3 separate regions of the Homo sapiens genome follow, and regions 1 and 3 are each linked to region 2. A link is a contact called in ENCODE Hi-C data. All regions are on one chromosome and are shown on one strand. The core of a region is the stretch at or near the end of the contact, and the rest is flanking DNA. Distances in the headings are between cores, read along the strand shown.

Region 1 (2,700 bases), core at 146-2,645, 100 kb before region 2:
GGCTTGAGAGATTTATGTCCCAACAGTCACCAGTAAAAATAAAATGTGATCTGCCTATTGTTCACATACCAGAGGTAAGGACAGAAAGACTTGCTCATCTCAGGTAGGTTTCTGAATGATCAATTTAAAGGACAGAGGAAAAATTTTGGAAAAATAAGAAATCATGTATTAAGGAATTTACAAATGAATGATTTTATAGATGCTTACTCAGTTGAAGCACCTCTGGAATCTAATGGCCAAACAATGATATTTTCTTATTGGATCTGTGTGAATTTGACTGACCTTACTTGTCATTGTAAGAGGATAATATAGATTTCACCCATTTATATTTTAATCAACCTTCATAAGTAAATCATTACTTTAAAAAATCACTGTACCTGTGATATTATTTTAGATGTAAATTTAAGATAGGTTCTAGATTTACTCAAATAATAATAGAGGTAACACATTACAGATATTAATTTATGAAAATTCAAGTTCTTAAGGTACATGCCATAATATTTAAGTCTAGAAGAAATAACAATCAGACCCACCCCACATTTCAATTTTCATATAACAGACACACACAGGCACACACACACACACAAGAGTAAGTGCACATATAACACAAGCAACAGAAGCCTATATATTTCAGAAACACTTATTGTTCTTCACATTTTGATTTTAATGAAAAAGTCAATTATAAGCAAATATAAGTAGTCTGTTGTTCACACTTCTTTTACCACTTACATTTGGCTTTTGTTTTTTAGAACCAGATAAGTCATCCAAATGGATTATAAATGCTGTGACAAACCAGTGATGATGAGTAACAGTTAAATAAAACATTTTTCTTTTCCAGTAAGCACTAACGACACCACATCAAAAACAGTACCATAATAATTTTCTCTTATTAACTTACATGTAATATCACTGTCAGTGGTAGAAAAATGTATATATTTCTTGAATAATGCAATAAATATGATCCTTTTTTGTCAAATATATGAGATGCTTAGTCCGGTATGTTCTGGCCCTTGTGACTCTAACTATGGTGTTTCTTTCACATCCTTTTGGATCTGTACTGAGCTTTCAGTTTAATCAAATTGACTGCCTTAGATTGTACAATAGAAGCAAAGACAAATGATATATGTCAGAAATTGCATGTAAGTTTAGATTCAAAGTTGATCAACTTCCTTTGGCAGACACTTTTAGGGTTTTTTTTTTTTAATACAGTAATAATGCCTCTTTGAAAGTGACACTCACCTGGGATACTTTTTGAGGGTAAAGAAGATAATTTACATAAACAAATCTTGTTCTACTTTACAGATAATTTTTTTTTTGATATCTTGGAAAGTCAAGTTCTAGACTGTCATTCTCGTAATGATTTCTGTAGCAGTTTGAAACAAGAACAAGGAAGAATGGACTGGGAAAATTGCTCCTCATTAACTGATTTTTTTCTCTTGGGAATTACCAATAACCCAGAGATGAAAGTGACCCTATTTGCTGTATTCTTGGCTGTTTATATCATTAATTTCTCAGCAAATCTTGGAATGATAGTTTTAATCAGAATGGATTACCAACTTCACACACCAATGTATTTCTTCCTCAGTCATCTGTCTTTCTGTGATCTCTGCTATTCTACTGCAACTGGGCCCAAGATGCTGGTAGATCTACTTGCCAAGAACAAGTCAATACCCTTCTATGGCTGTGCTCTGCAATTCTTGGTCTTCTGTATCTTTGCAGATTCTGAGTGTCTACTGCTGTCAGTGATGGCCTTTGATCGGTACAAGGCCATCATCAACCCCCTGCTCTATACAGTCAACATGTCTAGCAGAGTGTGCTATCTACTCTTGACTGGGGTTTATCTGGTGGGAATAGCAGATGCTTTGATACATATGACACTGGCCTTCCGCCTATGCTTCTGTGGGTCTAATGAGATTAATCATTTCTTCTGTGATATCCCTCCTCTCTTATTACTCTCTCGCTCAGATACACAGGTCAATGAGTTAGTGTTATTCACCGTCTTTGGTTTTATTGAACTGAGTACCATTTCAGGAGTTTTCATTTCTTATTGTTATATCATCCTATCAGTCTTGGAGATACACTCTGCTGAGGGGAGGTTCAAAGCTCTCTCTACATGCACTTCCCACTTATCTGCGGTTGCAATTTTCCAGGGAACTCTGCTCTTTATGTATTTCCGGCCAAGTTCTTCCTATTCTCTAGATCAAGATAAAATGACCTCATTGTTTTACACCCTTGTGGTTCCCATGTTGAACCCCCTGATTTATAGCCTGAGGAACAAGGATGTGAAAGAGGCCCTGAAAAAACTGAAAAATAAAATTTTATTTTAAGGAAATAGTAAAAATACATGTTTATACACACAAAAATGCATATTCATACTGGTGTTTTCTTCAAATTATATATTATAACATAAAGTTGTCTCAAATACCCTAATTTAATATAATACATATTTTACTCAGCCACAATCTAGCAATTCTCTGGAATTGTCTAAATATGCTATTTTTTTAATGTGTTTTCAATTTAGGTAAGGTAATTTCTCTATATTTGAAAAATGCTCCAGTCTTTGAGTTAGTGGGGCAAATTTTTATTTGTTTAATATATATTTCAGAGTAATTTTTCTTTTTTTCTTTTCTTTTTTTTTTTGTGATGGAATCTGACCCTATTGCCCAGGTTGGAGTGTAGTGGTGCAATCTCGGCTCACTG
Region 2 (2,700 bases), core at 107-2,606:
AAATAAATTGTAACCCTTGTAAGTTCTTCATTAGAAGACTTGTAATGGTTTTAGAGAAAGCAAAACTTGTCTATCTTAATAATACTATTGCTCATATCCATTTAAACATTATGTATTTATTTTTTAAAAGTTGGCAGCAAATTTTGAAATATGTTCAATCCTACTCCTTAAAGTTTAAGAAGCACAAAGATAAGTGAATCAAAAAAGACTCGCTTATAACTACTGAGCTCCTTCTTCTCTGTACTCCAACACTGTGCCTCTCCCGTGAACCCCCGCCTGCCACTACTTGGGAATCCTGAATTGTGCTAATAAAATCTTCCCTAGGAGTGAATTTTGGAGCCCATCACTTTTCTGAGAGCTTCTTTCACATCTTTATTTCTCAGGCTGTAGATCACAGAGTTCAGCATAGGAATCACGACTGTGTAGAACACGGTGGCCACTTTGTCAGCATCTCCACTATTGCCTGAACTGGGCCTGCAATAAATGGAAAGGACTGTTCCATGGAAGACAGTGATAGCTGTGAGGTGGGAAGCACAGGTGGAGAAGGCTTTGTGCCTGCCCTCTGCAGAGCCCATCTTCAGGATGGTGGTGAGAATTAGCAGGTAGGAGGTGAGGATGATCATGATGGTAACACTCTCATTCAAAGTGGCCACCAGGAACAGCAGTGTCTCATTCACAGTGATATCAGAGCAAGCAAGACTTAAGACAGGAGGTAGATCACAGAAAAAGTGGTTAATCACATTAGATCTATAGAAGGGGATCCTAAGAGCTAAGCACAAATGAATCAGAGAACACACCGTCCCACAGAAGTAGCAGCAAGAAGCCAGCTCCACACGCACCTTCCAAGACATGGTGACTGTGTATAGCAAAGGGTTACAGATGGCCACAAAGCGGTCATAGGCCATCACGGCCAGCAGGAAGACCTCAGTGACCACACAAGTGCAAAACAAGTAGAATTGCACCATGCACCCTAGGAAGGAGATGGCTTTGTCCTTGTTAAAGATATTAGCCAACATTTTTGGCACAATTATTGAGGAGTAGCAGAAATCTACAGAGGACAAGTGGCTGAGGAAAAAGTACATGGGGGTGTGGAGCCGAGAGCTGACCTGAATCAGTGCAATCATGCCCAGGTTGGCTAACAACGTGACTCCATAGATGAGAAGGAACAGCAGGAAGAGGCAGACTCTCAACTCAGGGACATCTGATAGTCCAAGGAGAATGAACTCAGCCACAGTGGTGCAGTTTTCCTTGCCCATGTCTCCAATTTATATGAGATTGGAGGAAAAGAAACTTAAAAATTATTCTCCATTATATAGTCTAAATTTTAGTTTTGGCTGTATCCTGTAAAAAGACACCAGAAAAAGTAGGATAGTTTATCTTATCAGCAAAGAATAAAACTTTTTGTGAAATTTTAAAAAGTTCAACTTTGTATAACACAAATGCATAAACTTAGTTTAATTCAAAGATCAAACAAAAATATTAACGTATATATGAATTTATATTGTTCTTTTAATTAGTCTTTGAGAATTGACAGCTTTTCACTGAATCATTGGGAATGAGGTCAACTTACTATTTAATTAGCCTCCTTACTCTTTCAAATTCAAATCCCATTTTCTTAGCCAACTCCAAATATTGGGATCCTAGAAAATAATGTTTAGAATCTACGGCACCTCTCTCTGAATTTTTCATTACAGTGATGAGAAATACACTTATTTAAGATGTTAGCAGTCAAGTGTTTGCATTTTATTGATATATTTTAGATGAAGAAACTCATTTTATAATCTGTATTAGTATTTTCTCTGTAAAATTAGTATGGTGATTTGGTTAATTACATTTTTCAATGTCAGCCATGGTTTAGGGAATTGGTACTCTTGGGGACAACTTACTGTAAGTATGACTCCACAGTCTTAAAAAATTATGTCTTAAATAAATTTACTGCTTTCAATCTATTTGAAGACCTGATCAAAGATGTGCATGGGAAATTACTAAGAAAACTTCCCACTGCTGCATTGCAGTATTGTTTGTAATATTAAAACTTAGAAATAAAATATCAAATAAGAGAAAGATGATCACATTTGTAGTGTATATAATATAAAAGCATGCAGTCATATAAAGGATAACTTTAAATCATCTTAATGATATCAATAAATGACTGTGAAAAGGGATAAAATACTTAAAAACAGCCAGAATGTAGAGAAAAAATAGTATATAATAATGTATAATATAAATACATATATTTATGCCACACACAATCGTATATTTAATCCTTACAACATCCATGAACATAAATATTTATTTTAAAAAATCTGTTAACTTGTCTTACTTCTCCCAAAACATCATTATTAGTGAGTGAAATGGGGAAAGACGTTGGAATTTTTAAAATTAGGGACACATACTTTTTAGACCTTTGACACACAGCAAACGTAAAGTGAGGGTGAGAATCTTGTCATTCTTTCTCTTCCTGACCCTTGATACGTTCATACATCATTGTAGAAGCACCAGTCAAGCACTCCTGCAAGAAAAAAATCTGGACTAGAGACCAACACAACCAGACATTTTTCCCATTCTTCAACTGATTTCAAAGATATGCAGCATGCATATTGCTAAATGCCAGGTTGAAAATTTAAAAAAATTGTTTTGATAATATGGTGTTTTCTCTTAAAATGACCAGGAGAGGTGAGTTGTGTATCTTCCCCTGAG
Region 3 (2,700 bases), core at 28-2,527, 72 kb before region 2:
CAATCAGCTGGTAGCTCAGACTGAAGATAAAGGGCAGAGACAAGGCAGTTTCCTCTCTTTCTCCTGAAGCTGATTCTAACTCAGCCAGGATATTGGTATCTCCAGGACACTACCTTAATGACAGCCTATGTTCAACTTCTCAGACTCCATAATCAAGGGAACAAATTCCCCTAGTGGACTTCCTCTCCTGTACAGTGTCATGTGTAGAGTGAGGACAGATATATGATCTGAGGGACGCGTTAGACAGTCTCGTTATTGTTTGAACATCATAGGGTATACTTACACAAACCACACCTATGGTATACAGTATAGCATATTGTTCCTAGGCTACAAACCTGTATGGTATACGATAGGCAATTGTACCACAATTGTAAGTATTTTTGGTATGTGTATATATATATATATATATATATATAGTTATAGTTATGTACACATCCTATGGTTCTGTGTCTCTGGAGAACCCTGACCAATACAAACTGTAATCTTTGCCTTGGCAGTTTGAAGTCCTTTACCTTACTCTCTTTTACTAAACACTGCTGAATTTAAGTGCCAAGAGTGAAAATTTAAGAATTGCAAATATTTTTCAGAGGCCATCTGAGCCATTTCAAGGAATTTTTCACAGTTTCATCTGAGGTAAACCTCAATTAAAATGACAGCTAGTATCAAGTATCAAATCATTCCTTATACAGTTATCTGCTAAACAATCGTGTTTTGATTTCTAAGCTAGGGTATTTTGGAGAGCATTCTTATTTCCTTTAGTATCACCATTTTTAACTCATCATTGCCTCAGTAACTTAAAATCATGTCTAAAAGCTTAAGGTTATGAAAGCACAACATTTACAGTATTCAATAATTATCCTTTTTTACTTAATTAAGTGTACCAATATTAGTACATGCAGTACACATATATATGTTTTAATATGAATTCCATATACCCATGATGCATACAAATCTATTGCAGCAAACACTAGATATCTAAAATTTTTCAAAAATATATCAAACACTTTTGGAACACACAAAATGACAACAATAACCTCATGTCATAACCTCATGTCATAAAATGAATAGCAATAATATGAGTTACAAATAAGATCATTCGGTAAGTTTAGACAGTTAGATATTTTTATCACTGTAATTTACTATTTTAAAGGAAGAGAGAAATAATTTTCTCCATAGAAGTTGCACTCACCCCAAGGTTCTATGAATGTTTCCTGCAGTAATTCTTCCAAGAAAAAATTCTTTTAAGTACTCCCCAAGATCAGGAGCTCATTCCCTGCAGAGTTGACTTTCAGAGGTCATCACTTGAATGCAGTTAACTCTAAGTGCTGTCCTCCTCTGGAGAAATATGAGCTTGTCTCTTCTACATCCATTTAGGTGAATCTTTGAAGACCACAACCACCTATTTAGTGATATTTAGGGTATTAAGAAAGGTGGAGACAGAGATGATTAGGTTTATGCAATATTTAGTACACGCCTTTTCATCACTGATTAAATTAGCATCACACTATCATTGTAAAAACCACTGCCTGAATGAGGCATATCTATCATCAATCTTATCAGAGTAAACATATGCTAGAAATTAACTAAGTTGATTAAACTGTTTCTTGAGTTTCTTCCCAAGGCACAAGCATTCCTCTAAGTGCACATTTATTTATTTATACCAAAGAAAGTTTCACCCTCTGGAGTGCAGTGGCACAGTCTTAGCTCACCGCAGCCTTGAATTCCAGGGCTCAAGTAATCCTCCCACTTCAGCTTTCAAAGTAAAAAAGACTAGAGGTTTATGCCATTGCACCTAGCTAATTTTTCATTTATTCATCAAAAATATTTTTAAAATTCTTAGGTGATTACATGTGTTACAGTGACCATCCGGATTAGAATTAGATTAGGTTTAAAATGATGAAAGAATCTGGGAGAGGGGGCAGAGTGTTGGTTGTTAATTAGCACATGGATCAAAGGAGATTACTGATGTGTTTAGAAGCCACAACATTGACAGAATAAAAGCCGGAACTAACAATCCAATGGTAAATCTCTTTACTGTGGTATTTGCTGCCATTTCTGCTCCATAAGACACACCTTAACCACTTTGTCATGGTATCTGCAGTATTCTATTTTAGTCTAAATAGCATTTTCTCTCAAATGCATTCTATTTCTCTCTCCTTCATCTTCCCTCCCTTCTTTCTTCCAGCTGTATTTTTTCACTGGAGAACATTAGTAGAATGTTCTCCCAAATTTCAGATTTCAGATACGCATCTGTAAAATAATCTTATGGAGACACATTTTAATTGCTACTGAATACTTGGTTGTTTTCATAAGTTCGCAGCATTACTACTGCCTCCAAAAAACGGTTTCCCATTTCCACAGCTAATCTCATCATTGACTCTGCCATCCAAGTTTATTCTGTGCCACTCTGGAAGAATCTGGAAAAATACTTAAAATACATTTTAAGTATTCATCATGCACATGTATTGCATTTTATTTTATATATGTTCAGGTGAATATCTTTCTCCACTAATTGTTTGCATTTCAATTCTTGTATCATGTTTTTTGAAACACAGAAGTCCTCATTAATATAAACCTACTAATTTTTTTAATTGTTAATTTTTGTCCTGGTTAAGAAATCCTTATGAGAATATTGTATCATGTTCCCCTTACCTTCAGAACTGGAATCTATTTGGAAATGACTGTGTGTGTTTTGAGGTA

Evidence for each region. A loop is a pair of places that touch in the nucleus more often than their neighbours do.
Region 1: a loop to region 2 is called in a map of GM12878, with 2.5 times the contacts of the local background. The contact joins the promoter of OR5W2 here to the promoter of OR5L1 in region 2. A Hi-C loop is called at or near these places in 1 of 168 maps with a recorded cell type or tissue (GM12878).
Region 3: a loop to region 2 is called in a map of Caco-2, with 2.4 times the contacts of the local background. The contact joins the promoter of TRIM51 here to the promoter of OR5L1 in region 2. A Hi-C loop is called at or near these places in 1 of 168 maps with a recorded cell type or tissue (Caco-2).

Annotation. Positions count from the first base shown.
Region 1 is chr11:55,913,277-55,915,976 of GRCh38, reverse strand. It overlaps OR5W2 (olfactory receptor family 5 subfamily W member 2), which reads left to right and starts at 1,395. Exons shown (of 1, transcript NM_001001960.1): 1 at 1,395-2,327. The coding sequence starts at 1,395. The coding sequence ends at 2,327.
Region 2 is chr11:55,810,023-55,812,722 of GRCh38, reverse strand. It overlaps OR5L1 (olfactory receptor family 5 subfamily L member 1), which reads right to left and starts at 1,356. Exons shown (of 1, transcript NM_001004738.2): 1 at 247-1,356. The coding sequence starts at 1,256. The coding sequence ends at 321.
Region 3 is chr11:55,881,874-55,884,573 of GRCh38, reverse strand. TRIM51 (tripartite motif-containing 51) reads right to left here and starts at 1,277. Exons shown (of 7, transcript NM_032681.4): 1 at 1,190-1,277.